Regions from separate parts of the Mus musculus genome. Here regions 1, 2, 3, 4, 6 and 7 are each linked to region 5. Evidence: chromatin loops called from intact Hi-C (ENCODE). Cell type or tissue: heart. All regions are shown on one strand. Region 1 overlaps Lrrc28 (leucine rich repeat containing 28). Region 2 has its middle 11 kb from the start of Gm33926. Region 3 has its middle 5.4 kb from the start of Gm33926. Region 4 holds the start of Gm34079 (a long non-coding RNA gene). Region 5 holds the start of Mef2a (myocyte enhancer factor 2A). Region 6 overlaps Mef2a (myocyte enhancer factor 2A). Region 7 has its middle 21 kb from the start of Gm33926.

Evidence for each region. Hi-C counts contacts between places; a loop is a spot of excess contacts. Peaks named below come from ENCODE experiments on the same cell type or tissue, not always from the same donor. Only the 100,000 strongest peaks of a DNase experiment are listed, where the experiment ranks them.
Region 1: it touches region 5 in a loop (4-fold over the local background); 23 of 42 quality-filtered maps call a loop at or near these places.
Region 2: a loop joins it to region 5, with 6 times the contacts of the local background. A loop is called at or near these places in 14 of 42 quality-filtered maps.
Region 3: it touches region 5 in a loop (3-fold over the local background); 12 of 42 quality-filtered maps call a loop at or near these places.
Region 4: a loop joins it to region 5, with 2.7 times the contacts of the local background. A loop is called at or near these places in 10 of 42 quality-filtered maps.
Region 6: it touches region 5 in a loop (4-fold over the local background); 15 of 42 quality-filtered maps call a loop at or near these places.
Region 7: a loop joins it to region 5, with 5 times the contacts of the local background. A loop is called at or near these places in 10 of 42 quality-filtered maps.

The regions. Positions count from the first base shown.
Region 1 is chr7:67,627,579-67,631,578 of GRCm38, forward strand. It overlaps Lrrc28 (leucine rich repeat containing 28), which reads right to left. Exons shown (of 10, transcript NM_175124.5): 3 at 717-757. Among named protein-coding and RNA genes, the nearest start is that of Lrrc28, 16 kb to the right of the region's middle. In heart, a CTCF peak has its summit at 2,384 (motif pointing left); a DNase peak (open chromatin) is centred at 3,473; H3K27ac peaks cover 357 bases.
Region 2 is chr7:67,449,843-67,453,842 of GRCm38, forward strand. No RefSeq gene overlaps it. Among named protein-coding and RNA genes, the nearest start is that of Gm33926, 11 kb to the left of the region's middle. In heart, CTCF peaks have their summits at 1,610 and 1,810; a DNase peak (open chromatin) is centred at 1,769; H3K27ac peaks cover 1,186 bases.
Region 3 is chr7:67,443,837-67,447,836 of GRCm38, forward strand. No RefSeq gene overlaps it. Among named protein-coding and RNA genes, the nearest start is that of Gm33926, 5.4 kb to the left of the region's middle. In heart, no CTCF peak of the experiment used is centred here; DNase peaks (open chromatin) are centred at 865, 1,885 and 2,955; H3K27ac peaks cover 2,562 bases.
Region 4 is chr7:67,519,473-67,523,472 of GRCm38, forward strand. The region is part of intron 9 of Lrrc28 (leucine rich repeat containing 28); the gene reads right to left. Gm34079 (a long non-coding RNA gene) reads left to right here and starts at 1,325. Exons shown (of 5, transcript XR_003946792.1): 1 at 1,325-4,000. In heart, a CTCF peak has its summit at 1,681 (motif pointing left); a DNase peak (open chromatin) is centred at 1,739.
Region 5 is chr7:67,371,672-67,375,671 of GRCm38, forward strand. Mef2a (myocyte enhancer factor 2A) reads right to left here and starts at 1,187. Exons shown (of 11, transcript NM_001291195.1): 1 at 1,042-1,187. In heart, a CTCF peak has its summit at 1,688; DNase peaks (open chromatin) are centred at 580, 1,230, 1,560 and 2,490; H3K4me3 peaks cover 2,424 bases; H3K27ac peaks cover 3,903 bases.
Region 6 is chr7:67,241,823-67,245,822 of GRCm38, forward strand. All of the region lies in intron 8 of Mef2a (myocyte enhancer factor 2A), which reads right to left. Among named protein-coding and RNA genes, the nearest start is that of Lysmd4, 21 kb to the left of the region's middle. In heart, CTCF peaks have their summits at 1,510 (motif pointing right) and 2,203 (motif pointing left); no DNase peak of the experiment used is centred here.
Region 7 is chr7:67,459,835-67,463,834 of GRCm38, forward strand. No RefSeq gene overlaps it. Among named protein-coding and RNA genes, the nearest start is that of Gm33926, 21 kb to the left of the region's middle. In heart, a CTCF peak has its summit at 295; DNase peaks (open chromatin) are centred at 207, 2,237, 2,887, 3,927 and 1 weaker place; H3K4me3 peaks cover 277 bases; H3K27ac peaks cover 3,406 bases.

The sequences.
Region 1 (4,000 bases), 260 kb after region 5:
GAAGTGCCGAGAGCTACACCAGGCACATTAAAATATAAAAGTTGCTTTGTGTGTGTGTGTGTGTGTGTGTGTGTGTGTGTGTGTGTATCTTTCATTTGTGAATCCAGAGCTCTTGGGTGGGTACAGAGCCGCAGAGGAACTCACAGGGAGCATAGAGGACTTTTAGATTATCTACCGCTACAGACATATGTGCACACTCAGACAAAACATTAAACACAATTGACAAAAGCACTGAGGGGTCCTGAGATGTATCTCAGTGGGCAAGCACTGCCCTCCCTATCATGCACACAGAAGGCACACAGCACCTCAAGAAAACAGAAACAAAAAGGTAAGTTTTGTAGCAGTATGAAGGTAATCTTCCAAAGTACTGGCACTACTAAGACGTGGAGGAAAGGCCCAAGTTTTCCAGCATCACTGTGCCCTCAGGGAGCCTACATCCAGGTTGACACAGGAATAACAAGAGTAGGATTCTCCCAGGAACATGCACTTCCCAGAAGAGCATCTTCATTGTCTGAGCTGAGCTATGTCAGCATCTTAAAGGCTCTAACACACCTTTGCAGGGGTTAGCAAAGCCTCCCATCTACCCAGAGCAGCAGCATGACAACCACACCCAAACGTTACCACAGATGAATAAATTAAAATTATATGTCCCACTATTCCAAATCACTTCAAGTTCCCATTCTTATTTTAAAAAAAAAATGAATAAACACACTCACAGTTCCACAAGGTTTGGAAGCTTCTGAGCAAGGTTTTCTGGCTGAAAATCAAAAACTCAGAATTAAATTTTATCTTTAAAAAGTATTAACATTTTTAATTCCCTTAAGTATAACAGAATATCTTCTTGGGATATAAATTTTGAGAATGTGAAAATAATAACTTAGCATGTTTGGGATTCATTTTTACACTAATCACAAGGCACTTAGTATAGTCAAACAGTTAAAATCAGCATCCCTTATCACATTTGTCCTCAACCTGCCCAATGCTGGGGCCCTTTAATACAGTTCCTCATGTTGTGGTGACCCCAACCATTAAATTATTTCTGTTGATACTTCATAACTGATTTTCCTACTGTTATGAATCATAACATAAATATCTGTCAACAGTCTCAGGTAACACCCTACCCCACCCCCCGGAAAAGGTCGTTCAACCCCAAAGGGTTGCTACCTACAGGCTGAGAACTGCTGCCTTAGAGAAACCAGGCACCTCTCAGGGCATGTAAGGAAGAAGGCCACCGCCAAGAGGTTGAGGGGCCAAAGAGACAACTGTGGACAAAAAAATGCCAGGGTCTGCCAACAGCCTACACAGAGAGAAGGGCCCGCAAGACTCTATAATCCCCAAAAGGGGACCCTACCCTGATGAGCGCACCCTAATTTTGGATGCTTGCCTCCCAAGTGTGAGCAAGGCACTGCTATTAGGACTGCTTAGTTATGGTGGCCTCACAGTTACAGCCCTCAATCCCCAGCTCCCCACCCCTGCTGCTAAAGAAAGGCAGATCTCGGAGAGAAAGGAGGTTGAGAATGAAGAGAAACAAGGACTGTGATCCAACAGTTTTATCTTAGAGGGATGGCAGACTGATGAAATAGATGAAATATGCTGGAGTAGGGGTGGTGTCCTTTTCCAAAGGACAACTTCTACAATTCTACTCACAGCTTGAAAAGAGTGGGGTGAAAGGAGGGCTGTTCCTGTAAATAACTGTATTTAACTACAGACATGGCTCAGATTTATAAGCACATGAAGATGGACACTATAAAAACAGAAAGAATGGGTTTTTCATTCCACATCCTCCAAACACCAAAAGGTAAGCTAGTTTTAATGGCAGAACCAGGAATGGCTTTCAGAAAACAAAAACAGGTCTGGCATGGATTCTTAAAGATGAATATGAGATTGGCATGAGGTGGAAAGGGGGGTAGTTCTGGTTCACCTTCTGGGCACAGACGTAACATGTGCAAAGGGAAAAGGGCAGGAGGTGTTTAGAAAATTAACTATTGGCCGACAATGCCTTAACAGTAGTCCTAAAGACATAAAAACAGGTTTTGTAAACCCGGCTACAAAAGCAGCTGTGCTTGGGGGCCTGGCCAGCCTTAAGAACCTGTGATGGCTTGAATGAGGTGTCCCTCCACAGCTGGTGCCATTGTTTGGGAGGTTTAGGAGGTGTGGCCTTGCTGGAGGAAGTATGTCACAGGAGGCAAAGCTCAGGTTTCAAAGCCATTTGTCATTCCTAGTTGGCTCTGGGATTCGTTCTTGCAGCTCAAGGTGTGAGTTCTCAGCTGGGGCTCCAGCAGCGTTCTCATCACAGCAACAGGAAGTAATAGAAACTATCCTGCTCTTGAACCTGTCTGGCAACTCACAACCACCTGTAGCTCTGGTCCCAGGAGCTCTGACGCCCTCTTCTGGACTCCTTGGACCCCAGGACTCACACGTGCACATACTCCCCCAAGTGTATGTAAGTTTAAAAGCGAAACCAAGTAAAAATCAAGTATAAAGATAGTTTTACACAAAGTGGCAAGGACTGCTAGGTTGTAATGTAAAACTTTATCACAGACCCATGCTTCAACGCTTCAACATTTGGTCCCTGGACGGTGGTGCTCTTTGGGGAAGATTGTGCAGCCTCAGGAAGCAAGGCCCAGTTTGAGAGGTGGAAAAGACAGGCCACCATGATAAGAGACATGACTAATACATGGGCTTATATTTTATTCTAAGGCATAAATTTTTTTTGAAACCCTAAACAGAATGGAAATCCACTGGTTTTATTTTAGATAAGAAAGTAACAACTTCATACATGCATACAGGTACAGTCTAACTGCTTATGTATATATGGACATGCCCTTTTGCCATAAGCTGCATTACTGAACATAGAGATTGTGAAACGACTGAAGTTTTGAGATCTCACTGCTGACAGACCTACTTAAACATTTAAGTGGTACAAGCTGTGAACCCTCACTCAGTATGCATTCAAACATGTTTCTTCGGATGTCACAAATCCCTGGAATGGTCTTTTAGTATTGGTATCTTTCCTAGTAACGACACATGCTTCCATTTATGGGCATACCTAGCAAAACCAGAGAACTGTAAGGCAAAGAGCTCAATCAGCATGCTCCCGTTAAAGCACAGAGCAGGGCAGGGGAGAAAGGCTCAGGCCCTCACCAGCTTCATCTGCTGGACTAGCGACACTGGATCTGGTCTATTACATGACTATCAGATAGCATTCCATGGTAAGCTGCTTGGTAAGTTTTGCTTTTTTGAGTTAGAGCTATATATAAAACACTGAAACTATACTTCTGCTACTGACATGTGTCAGTGTGAGCTGACTGACAAGTGAAACACACTGTATTTATATGTAAAAACAGGTACACTAACTTTTGAGAAGACCGTAGTTCATGAGGATGCTGCCTTTTGGAAATACAAAACAAGTAAATCCATCTCTCAACCTAGAAAACAGTTGTCTGTTGAGCAGGCCATGACTGACCCCTGCTGGTTCTAGGAAACAGTGTCTATTTGTTGAGCAGGTCATGACTGACCCCTATTGGTGCTCTGTGGTATCACGCCCTTCTTTCTAATCCCACATTTTCAGTACATGGAAAATAGAAATCCCATGAACAGTTACATCAATAATTTTTTTCATAACTAATACAAAAATAAACTTTAACATGTTTCTCATGCTGGCATAAAATGTTGCTTTCAAACTCCCCTTAAATGTGAAAATGTTTAAATGTTTATAACTTGGGACAAGAATTTCATGTATGTTATAAACACAACAGGTCTGTGACATTCTGTGGTAGACACTGCCCTTCCCACGCCTTTCCCTCAGAAACCAGGGCAGATGTGATACAGTCTAGGGGGTCTTCGTTAGGCTCTGGGGTTTTGTTTGCTTGCTGTTTTATTTTGTTTTTCTCCCCTGCCAATTAAAGAAACGGCAGGCACAATCCTGAGCTAGGCAGGATCATCTCAAACACGGCCAGCAGCAACAGACAGAATTAGCAGCCGAAGAAAGGCATTTAAG
Region 2 (4,000 bases), 78 kb after region 5:
GAGGCTTGGCACTGTGTGTTAGGACTAGAGTCCCCACCCAGGAGAGGATATTGATGAAAGTACAATCCAACTGCAGCAAGAAAGTCCCAGCATTTTGGAAATGCTAGTACCGTGGGATGACCACCAAGCACAGATGACCACCAAGAGCAGCAACAGAGATGCAGTGGGTTAGCCAGAGACTGAAAAACAAGCTGTGTGTGCTGCAGAGGGTGGTGCCAGAGAAGCGATCCAAGTCTAGAAGATCGTGAGTGAATCCCAGTGATTGGACATTGAGTTGTTTCCATTATTGGAGTTTGAATTTCCTGGGTTCAGATTACGCTTCTTCCCTATTGAAATAAGGAAATATTTTTGATTTTACAGAAACTCACAGTTGATAGATTTTTAAACTTGGAAAAAAAAAAAAAACCTGGAGTTTTACAGAGGCTTTGGGCTTTAAAAAACTGGATAGTTTTAAAGAGATCACTTTTAAAGTGTTTGAGTTTGTTAAGCTCTGGTACTTTTTAAGTTTAATTTAAATTTAAGCAAAATGCTGTATATTGTAATGTCTTTATTAGTGTGTGATCGGGGTGGGGGGATGAAAAAGAGAAGAAAGGTTGTGGCTTAACAGTGATGTATTTGTGTGTCAAGTTGATAAGGAATGGGTTGTGCTGGCTAGTTTTATGGCAACTTGACACGAGCTACAATCATCTGAGAAGAGGGAACCTCAATTGAGAAATGCCTCCATAAGATCAGGCTGTAGGCAGGCCTATAGGGCATATCCTTCATTAGTGGTTGATTGGGGAGAGCCCAATCCATTATGGGTGGTACCGTCCCTGGGCTGGTGGTGGTAGGTCTTATAGGAAAGCAAGCTGAGCAAGCAATGGGGAGCAAGCCAATAAGCAGCACCCCTCCATGGCCTCTGCATCAGCTCCTGCCTCCAAGTTCCCGCCCTGCTTGAGTTCCCAACTTTTTTTGATGTTTGCACAGTGATGTGGAAGTGTAAATCAAATAAACCCCTTTCCTCCTCAAGGTGCTTTTGGTCATATATTCACCACCATATAGTAACCCTAACTAGGACACCAAAGGAAATTAGTCCCTAGGCTCAGAGAAGAGAGCAAGGTTGTGGAGTGAGTGACAAGAAGTCAACAGGTGCCCATACCTAGTCCTCCTTGCTCTGGCTAAAAGATCTACTTCAAATATAGTTAGTAAAATATTTCTCTGGTTCTCAACTTCCCTTTGCATTCTTCAGTCTGCTGCATTTGCTGTTGTAGGAATGGCCACCCCTACAGCCAACTTCACCTCTTCTGCTTTCTCTCATCCAGAAGCACGCGTTGGTTTCTGCTCTCATTCAAGACTCCTCTGTGGATCCCAGTGGATCCCAGTGGAGCATCATCAGGACCTGGCTTTATGCAGCACGTGGGCTAAGCAAACTGGCTATAGGGGGTCCTCTGCTTCTAGGCCATTGTCCTTTCTCTTAAGAAGCTGCCTCTTTCTGTGCTATCCTGCACTCTCTTCTATCCCTTTTCAAGTCACATGGGGCCTCTGTCTCAAGGATTTCCAAGATTCCCTAGACTCAAGGACTCTCTGAGCTGTAGTTTCAGGACCACACCACACCCTAGTGACTTGACTATGGTTGGTCTCCAGCCTGGATGGTCAGACCCTGGGAGGCAGGTGTGCTGGGCACAGCCTCAGACAATAGATGTCACTTCCTGTCTTGGTCTTCCAGCCCCTCTGTAGACATCACCAGAAGCTAGGGGAAATCCCAGCCAAGCCTATTTCCGGCTTTCTACATCCTCATAGGTCCTCTTTGCCCAAGCCTCTTCCTCTCCAGAGAGTTTCTTATCTACAGCCCCCTCCCACCCAAGTCCAAGCTGGAGGAGGTTCCGCTGGCCTATTTCCTGGCGCTACCGCTCTGGATCTGAGTCAGAAGGCCGGTGTTTGGAACCAGACTCTGAATTTCTTCCCAGCTCTGTGAATTCTGCCATTGTTTCCTTCTCTGCCAAGCCTTCCCTTCATCTCTGAAATGAAGTGGGTTTGTTGTTGCTTGTTTGTCTAGTTAAAACTAAAAGTATCCCTTCCAACCAATCCCCTTCCCCTGAGGAGTCTTTTTGAGTTCTTTCCAGTAGACCTGGTGTGGGCAGAGCTGGTTCTGTATGAATTTGCAAGCACATGTAAGGTTGACCTACTGCTATAGCAAGAACCCCATACACGTGCTCTCCTATGCCTTGTGGGTCCTCCCAGCTGATTCCCTTTGCCTGTTCCTGTGTGGGTGCTCCTAGCCATTGCTTGACTTGGCAAGGTAACAAATGACCTATAAGTCAGTTAGCTCCTACAACAAACATTTACATTGTTCAGTGAGATGGCTCAGCAAGTTAAGACTTTGGGTATCAAGTGTGATGACCTGAATTCCAGCCCCAGCACTCACACAGTAGAAGGTGAGAACTGACTCCTGTAAGTTGTCCACTGACGTGGCATGCAGTGGCAGGCATTCCCGCCCCCCAACACACACACTCAATAAATGTAATAAAAATGTGTTGGGCCAAGGAGATGACTTAGTGGGTCAAAGGGCTTGACATGCAAACTTAATGACTAAAGGTTGATTCCCAGAACCCATGTACAAATCCTGGTGCAGTAATATACAGCTATAATTCCAGTGCTCCTATGGTTGGATGGGAGGCAGAGACAGGAGCATTGGCCAGAAGCTCCAGGGCTGCCCAACACAGCGCATGCACGGGTAGAAACCAGAGAAACCCTGCCTTAAAAAAAAAAAAAGAAAAAGAAAAGAAAAAAGGATAGTGTCAGCGCCATGAAACTTGTCTTCTGACCTCCACATGCATGCCGCAACACGTGTGTGTGTGTGTGTGTGTGTGTGTGTGTGTGTGTGTCTGTGTGTGTGTCTGTGTGTGTGTGTGCTTTCTCTATGATCATTGTAGATCTGCCAACAGCTATAAGAAAAAGTAGAGAAATACCATATACCCATTAGCTTAGTATTCTCCAATGATAAAAATCTTCCAAAACTATACAAAGTTTTACAGCAAGGCCATCAGCATAGAAACAGTCAAGAGAGATCCATAAGACCCTGTTAGTGTTTTTAAAATATAACTAGTTCTCTCCCAATCTTAGTTCCTACTCTCTGCACTCCATTCCTCACCCCAGGAAATATCAAAGATGCCTGCTATTTCTATGATTATGTCACTTTATGAATGGCATGCAAATGGAGTGGCACAGCACAGCACAGCACAGCACATAACATCTGGGGCTGGCTTTTATCTCAGCACAGTTCCCTGAAGATTTACCCAGGCTGTATTTATCCAGGTTGTATATATCAACAGTTGGTTCCTTTTCACTGCTGGCTAATATTCCTGGAAATGGATGTACCACAGTCTGTTTAACTATTCACCATTGGAGAACACCTGGTTTGTTTTCAGTGTGAGTATACAATTTCTAAAGCTCCTATAAATATTTGTGGGCAAGTTTTATAGGAATATATACTTCCTTTCTCTAAAATAAACACCCAGAATGCAATGCTGGGCCATGTGACAGCTGCATGTTATGCTAGTTTATTTTACACACGTTGAAATTTTAAATTAAATGTATTATTTTTTAGGGCTAGAGAGATGGTTCTGTGGTTAAGAGTACTGACTGCTCTTCCAGAGGTCCTGAGTCCAATTCCCAGCAACTACATGGTGGCTCACAACCATCTGTAATGGGATTCAATGCCCTCTTCAAAGAATCGTCTAAAGATAGCAACAGTGTACTCAGATACATAAAATAAGTAAACAAATATATAAAAATATTTTTAAAACAGATACAAAAAAGCATAAAAATGTACATATTAGTGGGTAGCTTATAAAATCTCAAAACCTATTTAAACTATCTAATGGCCAAATCAGGTCAAATGTATCTATTTCCTCAAATAGTTATCATTTTTAATAGTAAAACGCCCTCAATCCCTTTTTCTGGTTTTCTGAAACAAACAGCACACAATAATCGGCGTGCGCGGTCACCTAGTGCGTGGTAG
Region 3 (4,000 bases), 72 kb after region 5:
CTCACCTGCACATCTTCAATGGGCCGCCAGGCATGGTTTCAGAAGCACCCCACAGGAGGAGGCTCCCTTGTGGCTCATGGGGGACATGGTCATCTTCTTCCTCAGCAGTTAAGAAAAAACATGCATTGGGCTAGTGGGGTCCCTTGATCTTCCTGATGCCTCTTGGTGATACTGCCTGGGTGGGAGTTAGGGGGTGATTGACAGCAATGGTAGATTATTTCTTGTGGAGGTGAGGGCAGGGAGGGGTGTCTGAGCAGTGAATGGGGCACAGAGGTGGTGTTTCAGACACCAGGGTACCCAGGAACCAGAGGCAATGGGTGCTCACCCTTCCTCCCCAGCTCTGTGGCATGGAGCCAAGTTACCTGATCTCTCTGGAGTTGTTTTCTCATGCCTTCTTCCAACAAACACTTCCTGAGCGTTCCCTTGGCATCAGGCCTAGAGTTGCCCCCCTCGGCCCTTGAATTCTAGATAGTACATAGAATATTATAGCTGTGTGTGTATAGAATGCCAGGCAGTGGTGAAGTCTAAGAAGATAGAGTGTCATGCAGGCCAGAGAGCCCTAAGGCCATCAATAAGCTGGGCTGAGATGGAAAGATGAAAGTCTCAGGGATGGAGGAGCAGCAGGATGGGAGGGGTCTGCAGAGACTGGGGAAGCCCACGTGTAGAACACAGGATGAGCTTCAGCTCTCATTATCTAGCCACTGGCTGTGGGGTGTGGGCTGAGGATGCGAAAGGGAAGAAGAGAAACCTGGAAAGGAAGTGGCTTAGAAGCCAGGGTGAATGACAGAGCTGTATTCAGCTGGCACCTCCCTTGGCTCTCTCTGCACAGCCCACCCCCATCCCCCGCCTCTAAGACACAGGTGGCTTCACCATCCCAAAAGGTCAGCTGGCTGGGGTTTCACAAGCTGGCATTCCAGCCCTGGGGCTCTCCACACAGGGAGCGAGCCTCCCAGGTCCCAACCAGGACCAGCTGCCCCAGGGAACTCTGACCTATGCAGGGGCATCAGCTGCTGCCAGGGAGGGGTAGAGCTGGAGAGGGAGGGGAGAGGCAAGCTTGCTTCTGGCAGCTGTCCTTGGTAAGGGGTGTGAGCACTCCAGGAAAGGGAAGGAACACACGAACACACACACACACACACACACACACACACACACACACAAATGTTTTTTTGTAATCATCTGCATGTGTGACTTTTCATTTCTGTAGTTTGATTTCATTTCCCATATTGTAAGTAAGAAAACATGTACTGGAAAAAGTTCTCATATATGAAGCAGAGTCATATATGACTGTCCTCATATATGAAGGGTCCCATGGTTTGACCTCCGTGCTCTGTGTCTTTAGGTCTTGACCTTTGTTCAAGACTGGTTCTCTATCCCTGAACCCCACCCAGTCCATCCATGGAAGCTTTTGAGGACAAATTTCTTTATGACTTATTGACAGAAACCAAAGGGAATTTTGTGTTCCTCTTTGGTTTTGTTTTCTTGTTTGTTTATTACAGTGTTGAGGATTTAGCTGAGGCCATCCTCCATACCAAACACGTGCTTTACCAGTGAGCCCTACCCACAGCCTCTTTTCCACTCTCTGAGACCGGGTTTCACTTAGTTGCCCAAGCTGGCCTTGAATTTGCCATCCCCCAACCTCAACTTTGCAGCTCCCTGGGTTTGTTTTCAAGACTCAGAGATTAGAAAGGGGTGGGGGTGGAGCTTAACCCTCTTCCCCAGAGGGAACCTAACAGACAGGGTACAAAGCCCCCACTCAGCACTTTTCACCCCTGTCCCTTCCCCTTTTACTTCCGGACATGACTTGGGCCTGTGCCTGCCTCCTCCAGGGAGTATACTCTGCTTTCCTCTGCTGGCTCGGGGTCCCACAGTGCCAGGTGCAGTGGTCTCAAACTCGCTCTGGGTTTCTTCCTTTGTTCCTATAAGGAGAATGAGGAAGCGCTGCAAGCCAGACTGAGCCCAGCTCGGACAGCGTGTCACCAGTGTGCAGACTCAGCTGAGAAATCCAATCCTTCCCAGGCTTTCTGTGGGCACAGGCGTCGTGCTGAAGGCTGTCAAGTGACAGCAGCGAGGAAGCCAGCCTCATCCTCAGCCGCTGTGCCAGCCAGCCCAGCAGTGAACAATTCCTGTAAGCAGAAATCAGCCCTCCCTGTTCAGTCACAAAAGCAGAGCTGCCTTTCAGATGGGACCAGCAGAGGAGTGGTTCAGAAATAAAGGAAGTAACCTTTACATCTTGGGTGAAGTTTAAAGATACCCAGAGAATGAAATCTCAGATTCTGCTATCCTGAAAGCCTGAGGCTGGCCATGATTCTCCGCCTTTGTTCCCCTCCTTTGTCTTGGTTACGTGTGCCTGGCCACACTCTACCTGTGGTTTTATTGTCTCCCTCATGGAAGCTGGCAGGGCATAAATCAGTAAGTGAACATTTAAAATGTAGCTCTTTAGTCTAGTGTCTAAGGAGACAAAGAAGAAAAGGGGGCCCTTAATGAATGCCTCTGGAAACTTGGGGTTTATGTGGGGCTTCTAATAAAAAGCAAAGCCTACTTTGAGACCACTCATGCCAGGCCCAGGGTGGTCCTCTGGGCTCTGGTCACAGCATGCTTCGCAACCTCAAGCGCCTACAGCCATCAGGGACCATTTGCCCCATGGCCATTTATGGGGCAGAAAGGGGCAAAAGTCATGGTTAGCAGCTAACAATGTCCGTGTCTCTCCTTCCCAAAACAGGAAGGTGAATCCAAACAACCAGCTGTTGCTTCTGGCCTCCCTTGGGTCTCCCAGGGGTCTGAACCTGGGTCTAACAACCAGGGGTCCGGCCTCTTGGGGTCCCCTCTGTGAGGCAGCGTCCATTCCTGCTGCTGGGCACATGACGCCAGAAGTGGCTGGCCTATGGGTGGTAGCTGCAAAGGATGCAGAGTCGCCTGACTCCTGGAGAGGCTCCAAGGCAGGATTGTAAAATCCTCGCCAAAAGATAGAAAAGGAATGCTTTCTATCCCCGAGTCCTGTCGTGGAGGGAAACCAGGGCTGTGCCAAGCCACCCACCTCCAGCCCCTGCACTTATTTGGGAGGGCAGCCACAAAGAAAACCTTCAGCTAAAGTCAAGGTCAATGTACCGTCCTGAGCCATTAGCCATACATAGATTAGTGGGTTAATACAGAGCTGTCTCGACAGATGAATTACACCCAGAAGCTGAGCAGGAGTCCTTGGGCTTGACATTGAAAGGTCCAGTTATCATAGGGAGAGTGATGCCTGCTTAATTTTGATAGGGCTTAATTATTGTGATAAATGTCCTTGGAGTTTAACTCCTTCCTTGCCTATGGACTGTACACTTGTGTCTCCTAAAGATTCACACGTGTAACGGTATGGACAGTCCCTTTGGGAGGTTTTCAAGTGAGGAAATGAGGGTGGAACTCACAGTTCGGTCAGAAGAGAAAGGTTAGATTTTCTCTCTTCACACTATGAAGATGCAAGAGAAGGTAGCTGTCTTCAAGCCAGAAAGCTGGTCCCTACCAGGACGAGATCTGCTGTTGACTTGAAAGGAATGTCTGCTCTTTAATATGTCCAAATCAGTAGTGTCTTGTTATAGCACCTTAAGCTAATGCAGAACCAATGGAAGATAGATTAGAAAAACTACGAACAGAAGACATGGGTGCCTGCTGCCAATCCTGATGACCTGAGTTTCGTCCCCCAGAACCACCTGGTACCAGAAGAAAACTGACTCCCCAGGGGTTGCCTTCTACACATGCACCAAGACATGTGCATGCATGTGTCTACGTGATTACCAGTACACAATAACCAAATAGATAAATATGATTTTAAAATATTTTTTAAAGGAAGCCATAATATGAGAACTGGTTCATATGATTGTGCAGGCCAGAATGTACCACAGTCTGCCATCTGCTAGGTGGACACTCAGGAATGCTGGGTAGGATTTACTTCTAGTCTACAGGCCTGAGAACCAGGGGAGCTAATGGTGCAAGCCTCCTTCAGAGGTGAAAACTGAGCACT
Region 4 (4,000 bases), 150 kb after region 5:
TCTGTTACTAAAGTCAGAACTCTACCTGTAGTTATTTTTATTCGACATTGGGATATATACATTTGTATAAGTCACAAGTAAAATGGCTTTAGACACAAAAGATATTAAGTGTATAATGCATTTTGGAGAATTAGCTGATAAAAGTGGACTCTGCCTTTCACGATTTATTTTAGCTTTACTTGTTTGTGTGTGTTTGTGTGGGGCTGTGTACACGAGTGTAGCTGCCCTCAGAAGCCGAGGGACTGGAGCCTCTGGAGCACACACAACTGCTGGGGAGTGCTCCGGCTTAGTCTTGGTTTTAACCATAATTACGGGAAGCCAACTCCTTCGTAGCAAGGATATTCTATCCTTAATGCTGGAACCAGTAAGCTTCTAACTGTTAAGCCTCTGAGTAAAAGAAGGAAGTCTATGAAGGCCTGCTGGCAGGATGAGTGGCCCAGAGGTTCTACCTGGGCTACAAGGACACGACAGGGTTGCACACTTATCTGTTTCTGAGAGGCTCCTGTAGCAACAGACTGTGTCTGTGTAGTGTGTGGATGGTCCAGTTGTCTGACGCAAGTTCACTGTGTGCTCACTGTGGCCCCAGAGGCTTGACGGTTTTAAGGGAGAAAGAGAACTAAGCAATAGCTCCAGTTAGGAAAGGCTGCCGACAAGTTCTACAAAGACCTCGAGGCATGACGCATACGTAGAATCTGTGTGTTTACAGCTGAGGCAGAAGAAAGAGCATTTGAGCTAGTTTTAAAATACAGAACTACGATGATTCCTTACGAGACAAATCACAACGCTGCTGGCACAGACTAGAGCCCACAAGCATCGTGAGAAATGTGGGATTTTCTCTTGTAATGTGTTTGCTGATTAAAAATAAAAAGCATATCTTTGACTCATTACAGAAATTCAAGCCAAAAGAAGAATAATATTTATATGAGCTGATAGAATGAAGTCCCACGCACATAACTTGTGGAAAAGCCACCTAACAGTGTGTCGTATACTGTTACATTTATGCTGTGGCAATTTTCTCACGAGAACATCCCCGTGCAGAACCAGAGGCTGCCCTAGACTCTGGGAGCAGGAAGAGTTAGGTGATGTAGTTACTGTAAATTCCTAGTACGGAGCACAGCACACAGTAGGTGGTTGATTAGTAATTTCTGAATAAGGCAAGGAGAAAGAAACAGAACACCTGCTGGCAGTTAGTTAAGACAGGCCTGCGTTCCCAGCTACCCAGGAGGCTGAGGCAGAAGAACACAGAAGAACAGCAAGTTCAAGGCCAGTTTGGGCAACATATGAGTCCTGGCCTCAAAAGATGAAATGTAAGGAGGGCAGGAGTGGGTGTAGCTCAGTGGCCCATTACTTGCCTAGCACATGGGAGGTTCTAGGTTCCATCCTGATACTAGGGGAAAATAAAAACCAAACAAATATATATCTTTTGAAGAGTATTTTTCTTATGGGACCTAGCATAAGTTACCTTGAGGGTGTCAATAGGCTTCTCTTAGAGGGAAAAAAAAATCCCGAACATCCATGCAAATAATGTATTTCTGATATGACTTGGTTTTCTAGAAGGAAGTGATATGAATAAAAGAAAGGGCAAGGAGGTGTGAAACATCTCACAGGAGAGCACACCAGGAAAGAACTATCTGGAAGAGGTCATTAAAAAGTAGACTGCCATCTAGAGGGAGGAGGGAGTGTGGCCGTGTTCTGCACACCTAACCAAAGGGTCCTGGTCCCAAGGTGCAAGGACCTCGAACCCACAGTGCTCATGTAGTCACTCTGCAGCACAGACTAAGACTCCCTCCAAGAATCAGAGTGTCATTCCAGGACTGACAGCAGCCTGAAGGGAGCCACCTCACGGCTGCCTCCCCCAGGCCCTTTTAGTGTGCATAGGTCAATACATGCCAGTGTGTGCCTTCTGAGATGCACAGAGCACCAAAGTATTTCTTACAAGGAATCAGTGGCCTACTCATGTTTTAGCAATTAAGGTTCAATTTCTAAATTGATTATCAATTTTTAAAAATAAAATTCTATCTTCTTTGGTAAGTCATGACAAACCTTTTCTACAAATATACAGTTGTTTATATGTAATATTGCATATGTATACACATGTCCATAAACACAAATGTTCATATTCATATTGACAGAAATCAGTTGATATTATGTATACTTTTATGCAACATATCGTCAAACATTCTGGTAAATTAGGAATTTTTTGTTATGGCCAGCAAGGTGGCTCAGTGCATAAAGGCATTTGTGATGCTAAACTCCAGACCTGAGTTTGATCATCCCTGGAGCCCATGTAAAGATGGAAGAAACAACTTCACAAAACTGTGCTTGGACTTTCACAGACGTGTTACACACATACATTTTGTTTAGAAATGTAAAAACAATCTTGTGTGCATATAGGGTTGAAAATTAAAAATGCAAGTGTGCCAACCACATTCTGGCTGGAGCTTGTCTCCAGAAGTTAATTGCTGGCAATGGTTGCCAGTGTGACGGCATGTTTGGCAGAACCTTTAAGAAATGGGGCTATTAGGCTGATGAGATGGCTCAGTGGTTAAGAGTGCCGACTGCTCTTCCAAAGGTCCTGAGTTCAAATCCCAGCAACCACATGGTGGCTCACAACCATCCGTAACGAAATCTGATGTCCTCTTCTGGAGTGTCTGAAGACAGCTACAGTGTACTTACATATAATAAATAAATAAATATTAAAAAAAAAAAAAGAAATGGGGCTATCATGAGGTGTAGGATCCTGGAAACTTCAGTGTCATGAGTGGATGATACCTGTGCTGGGCTGAATATGAATGGTTCCCATTGGCTCACAGACTTGAACACCTGGTCTTAGGGAGTAGCACTACACTTAATAGGGATTAGGAAGTGTAGCCTTGTTGAACTAAGTGTGTCATGGAGACGGGCTTTGGGTCAAATGCTCAAGTCAGGCCCATGGCCTCTTCCTAGTGCCTGCGGATCCTGATACAGAACTCTCAGCGACCTCTCCAGTACCATGTCTGCCTGTGTGCTTACACACTTCATGCTATGACAATAAGGGACTAAAACTGGAAATGTACTCATGCCCAAATTAAATGCTTTCCTTTACAGGAAACTGCTATAGTCACAGTCTCTCTTCATCGCGATAGAACATTGAGTGAATGAGCCTGATCTGGTGGCTTTGGAATAAGAAGGGCGGAGCCCAGCTTCTGCCATGCCTTTCACTTCTCCTGCCTCATCACATGTCCTTGTGTCACTGAGGTGCCACCACAGCTGACCAGATGCTAGCTCCATGCTCTTGAGTCTCTGTGACTATGAGCAGAATAAACATTCTTTCTTTGTAGAACACTCTGCCTCTAGTATTTTTTGAAGGAACACAAAACAGTTAGGCATCTCAGACTTTGTAATTCCCAATTCCTCCTTCCAAGACTAGTCACAAAAATGGTTGACTTGACATCTTTCAGGCTTTTCAGTGCATGTGCATGTGAATGCACACAGATATACACATGTGTGTTTCTTTCTATTCTCTTTTCCAAGATAGGGCTTCTCTTTGATACAGCCCTGGTTATTCTGGGATTCACTCTGAACTCACAGATCTGCCTGTCTCCCAAGTGCTGGGACTAAAGGCATATGTCATCACTCCTGGCTCTGGCTATACATATGTATTTCAAAACTATCTTGCTCAGACTACTAGGGAATATTAGTTTTGTCTTTTTGAATGCCCCTTCAACAGTATTCTCACTGTCCAATAGAGTGACTGAAATGCAGGGATGGAGCCTGACTGCCAGGGTTCAGAGCCCAGCTCCACCATGAGACTGCTCTAGTGCGCTGAGGATTACAGTTACGCTGACCACATGAAGTGCTGAGGGTTATGACTCAGCTTAGCAATAGCTGAACAAGGAGGCACCTGAGCCTGGCACACCGTGGGAGGAACTGTATGGCAGGCTACCGCTCACCTGTCAAGCGGGAGCTCCTGGCGCTGGGTCTTTCCACAGCACCCTCAGGGCCCAACTGCACAAAAGCA
Region 5 (4,000 bases):
CTTGAAAACTGTTATACAATATTAGTTTTAAAATAGTTGTCAACACATCGCAGCAGGTCTTTCTAATTTCAATTTCTGGAATCCCAATTTCACAGTAAACATACAGGTTAGCGCGACGGTGTAGTCAGTCTACACTCCGTTGCCTTCTGGATCATGATGACAGGGGCTTCAGAGCTCAGGGACCTATTTAAGGTCCGAGTGAGCAAGAATTTGATAGTTACACTTTTCCAGGGGGAGGGGGGAAATGCTAATTCAGAAAACGCTCACCTTTCCCAAACTTGTCTGCAATATCACTGATCTTTAATCCTCAACCGCCCAAAAACAGATGACATCGAACCCAAAGGCAAAGTTTCCATCTCACCCTGAGACCTAAGGCGGGATCTACCCGATTGCAAGGAGCGGGTCCCTTCTGCAGCCCCGACTCCCAAGACCTTTTCCCCGCACCCGCAGGTGCTCGAACCCGGCCACCGCCCGGGCCAGGTCCAGACACACAACCTAACGCCGATATCCCCACGGGAGAGTTCGACCCCCTACCTCCCGCCCCAGTGAACCAACCTTCCCCCCGAAGCAGAAGTGGGGGAACTTTAAGTGCGACCACAGGGCCGGACGCCCCCCGCACTGGCGGTTTACGGAGCGGGGAGACCCCGAGATCCGCGACGCTGGAGGAATGGACCGAGTGGCTCCGCGGCCCCCTGGGAACTCCGTCAACTTTCAGGGAGGAGCGGGGCGGCGCGGCTGGGGGCCCCAGAGGTGGCGCGCACAGGGAGGCGGCTCGCGACAGTCCCCCCCGCGGGCCCCCGCCGCCGCGCCCGCAGCCCCCCGGGCTCGCCCCAGGGCACCCCGCCCCCACCGCACGGGGCCGCGCCCCTCCGCTCTCCCGAGGGCCCGGCCGCCCCACGCCCAGCCTCGCCCCGGCGCCCGGAGCCGCGCGGGCACCCCTCCTCGGCCTCGCAGCCCCTCCGTGGTAGTGCCCCCCACTCCCAGCGCGGCCCGACCCCCTTCCCAGCCGCCGCCACATCCCCGCCGCCCGCGGCCCCTCACCGAGTCTCCGCTACTGCCGGCGGGCGCGCACACGCCGCAGCCCCGGCCCGGCCCGCCACAGCACTCCGCGCCGCCCGGAGCCGCCTCCTTCAGCCCGGGACTCGCCGGGACATCCGCGCACGGATCCCCACACCGGGGCTATTTTTAGGAGTCAGGCCTCGGCCAGGCCGGAACTCGTTCTTCGCGGCGCGCGTGCGCACTGCGAGGACGTCTTGGTGTCCCTCCGCGGGCCTCGCCTCTCCCTTCCTCTCGGCTTCCTCTCTTTCTTCTCTCCCGGGCTCTCCTTTTAGGGTATATTTCTGCTCTCGGTGGGTCCTGAAGGGTTTGTCATGGACAAGACGAGGGACTAGTCAGAGAGAGCCGCGCCTTCTCAACAGCTAGCGCTGTGGCACAAGGACAAGAGGGGCGGACTATGTTTTTCCGGGTGGGTGAGGCGACAGATCACCCGGCACAGGAAGGAGATGACGGCTGCTTGGCGCCGGGGCTGCAGCCTGGAGCGCGCTTCCCTCTTTGAAGGACCGTGTTCTCCTGGAAGGGATACTGGTCACTTGATGAGGGCCTGGGCGTGGCGGGCCGGTGGCGTCGCGCCCCCGCCGCCTCCTGGTCCAGCCCGGGCCCACGGCTCCGGTGACGCGGCGCGTGACTAGTCCCCGCGCTTGGTCCGTGACCACAGCCGAGAGGCCCGACCCGGCGGGACGGCCCAGACGCCCTGTGCGGTGCTCGGGACCGAGGCCAGCTCCCCGCCCTCGTGTGCGCCGGGCCTGCCCAAACCTCGGCTCGCCACGCCCTCACTGTGGTCGGGGCCACACCTGTGTCCAGGCCTGGACAGCTGCTGGGTCACCCCCGCCGGGCCAGCAGTTGGATGCTGTCCCTGGCCACCCAATCCCAGCAGGGGCTTGGAAAGCAGAAACACCTTGAGAATGAGGCAACCTGCCTATTTGGGCTACTAATACTAGCTAGTATGGATTAGTGGTAAACTGTATCTCACTTAGTACTCACATCGCAGTGAAGTTCACCTCATTTTCTGTTCCCATTCGGCAGATAAGAAAGGAAAACTGAGAACCACTCTGACCACGCAGGGTCACACAGCGTCAGAGAAGGGCCATAAGGATCTGAATTCCTAACTACTCGACGAACTGATTTTTCTGAGGGGAAAAGATGTCTTTGAGACAGCACTTGTATTTTGTTAACTTACTGATTTTGTCCAGAGAAGGCTTATGGGGGTGACTCTCTGCTGGTCCTCACCCCCAAAAGTTGCTACCGCTGTAGAGGTAATAAGAATGTGATGGCTGGTATCCGAACCCAGAGCTGCCCATGCAATGGGCACAAACCCTCATTCGAAAATGAGAGGCTCAATTCTGTGGTTAGGGCTTTAAAACAAGTCTTTGGGGGTGGGTGAGCAGATGTGCGGAGGAACTGGGAAGTTACAAAGGAAGCTGGAGGCTCTCTGGCTTCCTCCCTCAAGGACAACAAGGCAATGTGCTGGAGAGAGGCTGACACAAAGGCAGTACAGAGATACGAGATTACCAGACACTGGAAAATAAGCCCAGGGCTTCTACTCAGGGCCTCGCTTCAGTGTTCAGGGGAGTTTGGTGGAGGGGGGTGGCAGGGAGCTGTTATCTTCCCCTCTAGCCTGTCAGGCCCTTTGAGAGGAAAAGGCCTGTGCCCAGGCTGCAGGGAGGATTTTAAAACACACTAATTCTGGTGTAAAGCAGCAAGGTATGAGGAAAGGCACGAGTGTTATCCCACCAGAAGCCGCAGCAGCTGTATTCAACTGTTCTACTCCAAGAGAATGGCTGTTCTGGTGATTTCCACTAAAACTAAAGGTAAAGGAGAGTGAAGACTAGGCCCTTCTCACCAGCTTTTCACCCTGAGAGAGAGGGAAGGACAAAGAGGACAAATTGTTTCAGAAGACATTTGACTCTCTCATAGCTCCCCCATCCCTGCCTTCTGTTTGCAGTCCTCCTGGAACACAGGAGACTCAACTCCAGCCTGTCCACCCATCCCATCGCCTAATGCTTTTGGTCACCCTAGAAGCCAGGCAGAGGACTTGGCCATAAGTGCAGCCAAGGGAAAAGGCTGTTTGCACAGTTTTAGAGAGAACCCTTTTTCTCAGCATCTGCATCACAATATCATTGCCTAAGAATTAGGAGTGATCAGAGGATAAAAAGAGAGAGGGAAGAAGGAGGGGAAGGAAGAGAAGACAGCTGTTGGAAGATATATTACCAAAGCACACTCAACTGTTACTTATAGTTAAAATAAGTGTTTGGGGGAAGGCGTTGAAGCATCTGCACCTGAAGTCCAGTGCCCAGCAACTTCCCAGTGCTCAGCTTGGCGTGGACCATATGCCCAGCATGGCTGTGTGCTGCTGACTCCAAAGGAACGACTGAGGAGCAGCACGTTGTCCTCCTATTCTGTCTGGCCTCCTTAAAGCCCCAGTGAGCGGGCTGCAGGGACTCAGCATTGCTCTGGCACTGGGCCTGAGTGAAGAACAGCCCTTCTTTCTACAAAGAGGCTGCCAGGTCACAGCAAGGATCCAGCTTAAAACACGATACAGCTTCTCTCTTGGTGACCTTGAAAAGGACTTCTTCCTAGGACACAGCACAGGAGTAACTAAAGGAAAGGTCATTAGGGAAGACTTCTTAGAGGAGGCCATGCCCACAGTAAATCTAAAACACTTGATGGGATGCACAGGGACCCTCTGCTTAGCTCTTAGTATGGATGGAAAAGAAACAGGATCCCTGATCACCAGGGCAGCCTCTTCTTGCCTGTTACCTAACTGTCCCCACTCAGAACCCCCAATGGCTGCTTTGTGCACATCAGCCTGTTCCCCCATCTGGAGGGTAAGCCTTTCCCTACCTGGTCCAACTCTGACGAGGCACCATTTTGTACTATGGCCCTTCTCTAAGTTAGTGCATGAGTACTTAGGGGCCTCTTGTACGTGGCACAAGAGAGGATC
Region 6 (4,000 bases), 130 kb before region 5:
ACTTCTCTGAACCCTTTAATTTGTTACAAAAGAAAGACAGACATGTTTGTCATGTCTGGTTTTCAGTGCTCCTGCTGATAATTGAAGAGGTATATTAGAAATGAACCCAAGACAGCATTTTTTACTGTCCCCAGACTTTCTGTAGTTAAAACTTTATATTATTGGTGTCATTGGTGACTTAAACAGACAAATATATTTATATTCCTTTTGATTCACAGCCATCCCACTAAATCTGTAATGAGATAAAATTATTCTAGAAGTGCAAGGCTTAGAACAGAGTCACTGTGGCCTCACTCTTGCTAGGGAAGTCCTCAACACAGGCGCAGGAGCTGGCTCCTTTCTTTCACTTCACTTTGGATCAGAGCCATCAACAAATGTTTAGGGCACAGAATGCCTTGCGTAACTTCCTGAATTCCAGGGAACTGCGTTTCTGATTCTTCCCTGCATTCTGAACTGATTTCATTTTTAGATGCTGAATTAGCTTAAACTTTTTTAAAGAACAATTTTTTATTAGATATTTTCTTCATTTACAATTCAAATGCTATCCCAAAAGTCCCCTATACCCTCCCAACCCCCTGCCCTGCCCTCCAACCCACCCACTCCCACTTCCTGGCCCTGGCATTACCCTGTACTGAGGCATATAAAGTTTGCACGACCAAGGGGCCTCTCTTCCCAATGATGTCCGACTAGGCCATTTTCTGCTACACATGCAGCTAGAGACACGAGCTCAGGGTGTACTGGTTAGTTCATATTGTTGTTCCACCTATAGGGCTGCAGACCCCTTCAGCTCCTTGGGTACTTTCTCTAGATCCTCCATTGGGGGCCCTGTTTTCCATCCAATAGCTGACTGTGAGCATCCACTTCTGTATTTGCCAGGCACTGGCATAGCCTCACAAGAGACAGCTATATTAGGGTCATGTCAGCAAAATCTTGCTGGCATATGCAATAGTGTCTGCATTTGGTGGCTGATTATGGTATGGATGCCCCGGGTGGGGCAGTCGCAGTCTCTGGATGCTCCTTCCTTCCTTCCGTCTCAGCTCCAAACTTTGTCTCTGTAACTCCTTCCATGGGTGTTTATGAAGTTGTAAAGAGTGTGATTGACTACACTTTTTAGCGATCTTTCTTATCTTCATGATTTCTACATTTCAACACACTCAGAAACTATCTCTGAGATTCTGCAGTTAAGTGTCATTTTAAGGAAGGCAAAGTCACACAGTGTCACACATTGGTATGACAGGTGGAGAAACAGTTCAGGCTCAGCACTGAGTCAACAATTTCAATGAGTTTTTGAGGGAGAGACTTAATCTGGTCTCAAATAAAACTAGGTAAAAATAGTGTTCAGATGGTTCTGTGTAGGCTATCCCTACTCTGGGCTTTTTAGAGTTGCATCTTCATGGCAACTTCTTGGTATGACTTCAAAGACTGTAGAAATAATGACCCTCCATACTTGGTCTGCCCACCAGCTAGATCCCTGCAAGCAGTGTGTTCCGTGAGTAAGTGACTTTCAGAACCACTAGAGGGCAACACAGTGATAGATAATTAAAGCATTTAGGACAATAATTTAAGGGTAAAGAGCAGGGTCTAGTAAAAGATGAATTATTTCAGTTTGAACCATAATGCAACCATTAGTGGCATCCTTAACTCAAGAATTTCCCCCCAAAGATATTCATTGTATAATCTAGCATCACATTTATAGCTAATCAGTGAGTATATTTCATATACCAATCCAAAAATGAGCAAGCACAGAACAAATAAAAGATCATCTCTTATTTTAAGGATAAAGAACAAAGAAACTTATTTGAAAAGAAACTGTTAAAAACACACCAGCATGCATAAACATGTCATCATAAGGAAATGAAAATAGTGGGTGCCTTTACACCCCATGCTCACATGCACTCCTAACCCCTGCCCATGCTAACACTGGAACACTCACAAGTTTTTATTCCCTTTAAATCGGAGTCATCTAATTAGACTTGGAATGCATATGATGACATCTGTTGAGTTTGGGTTTTAGTTCCCAACATAGAGGTAAGTTATTTTTAGTCAAGTTTTTTTTCCACAGGAAAAAAACAACATAAAATATGTTTTGGATAAACAGGTAAGAGCTGCTTTTAAAGACTCAAACATTCCTCGTAAGAAGCAAATGTGTGTGTGTTCAATCACAGCCACTTCTTTTTGTAAACAGGGAACCCCCTTGTGGTTCCGACTGCCTCATGCAGGATGAGATAATCAACTCTGAAAAAGGTGACCTCACCAAAAATGATGTAATCTTTTTGAAAGAAAGAAACATAACACAAGATTCTGTGTTACGATCTCAGGGACTCTGAGGGTGAAGTCATTTTCTAAAAACACTTTAATAATTTCGAAAGCCACATAAGGTATTTTGTGTACTTCCTTAGCAAAAAAAGCTTAAGTATCTTGTGTTCATGGATAGCTATTGTTTTTACAAGTTACTTCAATATGTCTTCTCCTTTACCCATCAAATAAAAGGGACCAATATATACAGCAATAAACATAAACATAACTAGGATCAGTAGTGCCAGTAGGTGGATTTCTTGATTAAAAAATGTTTGGATAGTGGAAAACAAATAGAAAAATATCTTTGTAACAAAGGAACAAAGGTTAAATAAGAACATTTAAAATAATTAGTACTATTTATATATTTTTCAACTCTGTTCAAGCAGGAAACCACACTCACCAACTCCAATTCCTCTTCCTCCGACTGTACTCAGCACATAAGAGGGATAAGAGAGTTAACTAAGACTGTTGGAACTTGCAACAAGATCTTTCTTTAGAAAAACATGGCATTTGGATTCTAGTAGCTGTTTGCAACTTTACAGAGGTTCTATACATATCAAACGATGCATATAGTACTTGCCTCTACATTATAGTTGCTTTTTCAAAATAAAGGAAAATTCTTTTAAATTCTCTAGCCAATGATTTAAAGCCCCATCCTGTCCCTTAATCCCACCTCCTCTTACATGGGTCTCTCCTACACACAGCATTGCTTCTGAGACACTTCCAAGTTTAACACTGTGCACATATACATTTAATCCCTGCATAGCTACCCCATCTGGCCAGACAGTTTGTATACATGCCTGTCTACTACCAGACTCTATTGTTAGAAAACTGCTGTGTGTTTTATTTTCCCAGTGGCCAACACATTATAAGACACAGTAAGTGTTTACTAATAAATGCTATAGTTTTGAGTAATAATATATGTTTACCATTTGCAAATAACAGTGTTCCCATGAATAAAACTATCTTAGTGGGGTAAAGCCTTGCATATGACAAAGAAGAGACTGGAAGGGAACTGTTAAACTTTAAAAACAGTAAAAATGAATAAGACAGGTTTTCTCCTTTTAAGTGGTTATGAAATACTTCTATGCTAGAAACAGTCTGCTCATTGATATTTCCTATTTCACTTGAGTAAGTCAAGTTTCTTCCAATTTGTGAAGTGTCCTAAGCCTCACTGGTTTCTCTGCAAATGAATAAACTGATCATTTACTCAACAAAACAAGCACTCAGCGTACAAGTAGGCAAATATAGTTCAGCTGCTCACTTAAACATATCATTTTGTTATCTCCAATTTACAAGACAGATGTCAAAATAATATCAAACTCTTGCTGTATGTAAAATACAGTGTAACTTTACAGAGATAAGGGTATAAATAGCTTATATGACAGTTTTAATTTTCCATGGGGTTCATGGTTTTGTCTTTTTTTTCTGTGACTAGATATGATTTTATTAAGCAGTTTTCAAAGTCCCAAGTAGTTGGGTCTTTCTAACACACATTTCAGTGCCTTAAGTGACTTTGTTTTTTTTTTTTTAAAGAAAGCTCCTAGCAGGTACTGCCTACCTGCAAGGTGCTCAAGGAGCCACTTTAGTGGCTGCTCTTTTCAGGCATACTTCTTTGTTATACACATTTGTGTTTTAACTATCTTACTCCACAGCACTCAGAGAGCTCCTCTACACATCTTACCCGGCTTTCTGAGGTTAA
Region 7 (4,000 bases), 88 kb after region 5:
GCTGGCCTCCTGGGCCGCTGAGTTCTCTTTGTAGTGGGGGGCCCCACCGATAAGAGCCCACTCACAGCTGCCCACCCACACCAGCCAAGTGTCATGGAAGGAATGTGGTGGCAGCTGGTCTCGGATCACAAGACAGAACCACCCAGGACACGTAGTCAGGTCAGGAAGCGCCTCCCGGAAAGGAGAAGCCTGAGCAGGCTGGAAGGGAGGCGGCTCTCGGAGGAAACCAGCACAGTGACTCAGCTGCACTTCTGTGGGATGCAGTGTGCACTGCCTGAGAAAACAAATTCCTCCAGCAGGTTTATCTCCCTGGGGAGGAGACGGAATCAGAAATGTGTGGTGGCAGCGAGGGAGGCCCTGGGCTCCTCCCAAGCCAAGAACCTAGTGCAGGGTTGTCTGGGTCAGCCAGGCTAAGTAGGATGGAGGATGAAGTCTGGTGGGTACCACCCATGTACCACAAGCCAGATCTAACCATCCCATCATTAGGGGCCACAAGGAAGAGACAGCTCCTTTGGAAAACACCAAGGGGCATTGCTGAACAGTTAAAGCAAACATAGGCATTGGGTTTTTGGAAGCACGCTATGAAAATCTCCATGGCGACCTGCTGGGCTTTAAGCAGGAAGCCTCTTAGGCTTGACAACAAGTGGGAGGAAGAGGGCATAGTTCAGGCTCATGGGATGGTGGCTCCTGATGGTGTGTAACTTGCCCAGCCATTCCCTAGGGCCCTGAACACCAGGTCCCAATTCCCCATCTATATAGCAGCAATTAGACTCAAAGAAAGAGGGTAGGTTCCCATGCATAGCTTGGGTGTGTGGAAGAACCTGCCCCGGGGAGCAGCATGTCACCACTTAGGTAAATAGGACCAGGTAGGACCTGTTCTGGAAAGCCTCCGTCACACCTTAACGATGGCTACTGGGATCTACGTGTGGCTTTTCCTCTGCCTCTTCTTCTACCTCATTGGCTTCACTCCTGAAGCACCAGTATTGCCTAGGAGCATCTTAGAAATGCAGATCTTAAAACAGAACCTAAGGAAAAGGGTCTGACTGGTTCACAGCCCTCCTGCAGGATGAGATGCCTGCTGGCTTGGAAAGCATGCAAGCAGGTGGCTGTTGGCCTCATCAGAATCACCTCCGGAACTTGAAAGTGTGCTGATGCCTAAATGTTCAAGGAGATAAACACTAAGCAATGAGGACACATTCCATGGTTCCCCATTAATGTGTGTAAGTTTTAGATTTATATGTATTAATTTAAAATTTTAAGTGCGGGAAACTGGGTCTAACCCTCGGTAATCTGGGGTTCGCTGGCGGGGTTCAGGCTGTGCATCAGGATTTTCAACTGTCTCAGGGTAGAGTAAAATTTCTGGAGGGCTTGTCTTACGGTTGGTTCCCAATTAGAACCTGAAGGTCACCTCATAATGGGACGGCTGCCCATGACACTCCACAGTCTGCCCTTTCCTTGGCTAGGAAGAGTTTCTTGGGCTTTGGTGTACAACAGAACCAAGCTGGCTGTTGGGGGATATGGTAGTCCACACAGATTCCTGGAGTCTTCTGCAGGTAACCAAGTCAGCCATGGGGTAGGACCAGGAAATGCTTCTGTGTGCACCTGATTCTAGTTTCATCTCTGCCATATCCCCTGGCAAGTAATGTCATGGGGGGTCAGCTTGCTCATCCAGGGAGAACAGGGCAGACATAACACATTTCCGGACTGTCTCCCCATTGGCCTACAGTTGCCTTGTGCAGAAGAAGGCTTAGTCAAGGGGGTTTGTGCTGTAGCTGAGAGATCAGGATGTGGGTGAATGTACCACCCAGCTCCTAGCAGCTGGGGACAAGGGATATATGTCAGAGCCTAACTGTAGGGCTCGACCAGATAAAGAGCAGATTCCAACAAAAGCTGAGCGTACCCAAGAGGCTCTCTTCTGATGGACCCTACACCATACATCTTCAGTTTCTGTTCTTTGTCTCCTGAGCACACCCAGCTGCAGGCATTTAACCTGATAGAAGATTTGCTTCTTGCAGAAGGAGGTCAGGTGCGGGGGAGGCAGATGGAGCTGTGAGAGGGAGCACTGTGGAGCTGTGAGAGGGAGCACTGCGAACCTGGAGCTCCCCATTCTGCTGTCCCTAGCATCCATTCTGTCCTTAGTCACCAGATCCCTACCCCAGTCAGACTCAGCTTCTGCATTCGGGCAGGAAGTGGTGAGGAGACAGGGCGGTGACCATGTCTGGAACACCACACTTCCCCAGGCGCCCCGGCACCCGGCCACGTGCAGCTCACTGGTCAAATGGATTCTCTCCAAGTCCCAGCTTCCCCAAAGCCCAGCTGCTTGGAACACAACCCAGGTGGTGAGGCAGGCTCTGGGGCAAGAGTAGAGTGGGCTTTCTGCTGGCCACAGTGGACTGTGACAACTCTGGGCTGGCTCTCCTCCAACACTCCCATGGCCAGGTCACAGTGACCCTGCCCACAGGCTGTTAGAGGGCAGAATAGGCTTTCCACTCCAGAGTGTCCTGGATACAAAAAGCAGAGAACACATCCAAAAGCTGTGCCATCAGGAGCAGAGTCCCTGACCGGGAAGACTCATTCGAGCATCTTTGATGAGCCCTGTGGATGTAGCCCTGTGCTTGAAGGCCTCCTTTTCCATACTCTTCTCTGACTGTCCAATGAATCAAATTTGCATGGGGCTGTGGGTTAAAAGTCTAGTCTAAGTACCAAAACTGAAGCCTGCCTGTCTGGTCCCTCAGCTCTTATCTGTCTGACTTCCCCACGCCGATCACATCTGCAGCCTCACCTCTTCCAGTGGGTGTCCGTGTCTCCCTCCAGCAGTTTCTGGCTCCAGAGACTGACTGGAGCTCTGATCCAGCTCTTGTGGCCCAAATGCTCCCAAGCTCCGTGCTGGAGAATCAGGCAGGGCCTCCGTCATACCCTGGGCTGCAGGGTGTCTGACCTTGGGCAGGCAGCCTTCTGACCTTTCTTGGTCAGCGCTCCTAAACCTGTAATGAAGAGATAATGCTGCTGTCTCCACTCAGGCAGAGGCTGAGAAGGGGGGCTAACGAAGAGCCCAGCACTTGGCAGACCTAAGCAGCCCCAGAAATGCTTCATAATCAAAACGCCTTTCCCCTCTGTGGAAAACAGAGATGGAGGGAGAGCATAAAGGATGGAGCGAGGAGAATGGGGTCACAGCTTTGAGGGGAGGAGGGAAAGGACAGCATTCCTGAGTGCACAGCCCCTCTTTAGGCTTGTGACTTTCTTCATATGTGTCCCAAGGAGCCCATCACTCACTCAGCAGGTATGTGACCACAAGCCCTGTGCTACTTCATTTTGAAGCAGGGAACAAAGGTCAAAATGTCCCTGCCCCTGCGCATTGGTCAGCCGGCCGTCAGCTTCTCAGGGTGCTGGTTGAGAGGATACTGTGGGTGTGACCCCTTTCCCTTCGTTTAGGTTTAAAGAAATGAGACTCTGAGCAGGGATTATGGCTCACCCTGGACTCCTGAAGGAGGGGGTTTCTTCCTGGGGTGACCTGAATGCTCTCCCTGGGATCTTGACTTCAATCTTTGAAGAGGTACCTATCTCCCTCCCTCCCTCACTAAAGCCCTTCTCTGCACCACCCTGCCCCTTGTTGTCCTTTTTATGAGCCAAATATCAGGCCATAGGCTCTCAGGAATCAGGCTCCAAGTTTGCTGTCCCAGGAACTCGGAACCTTTATTTAGAAGGGTGGTGTCACGCCTTGTCATCGGTGGAGAAAGGTAGAGTGGGCAAACAGAGCCTGTGACAACTGACCGACCAGCCGACCGACCTATTGTATGCTCAGCTCACACAGTGCTCACCCCGGGGAGGAGGAGTCTGGAACTTTGATCTTCTAGAAAAGGCTCAAGAGGTGGGGGTCTGCTCATTGTCCTGCAGCCTCTCAGGGCTTTGTTCTCGCTGTGGCTTGTCCTTCCTGTGAGTGGCTGACCTCACTTGGGAGAGAGAACAGGCAGAACAAAACAGATGGACTGAGCTTCATACA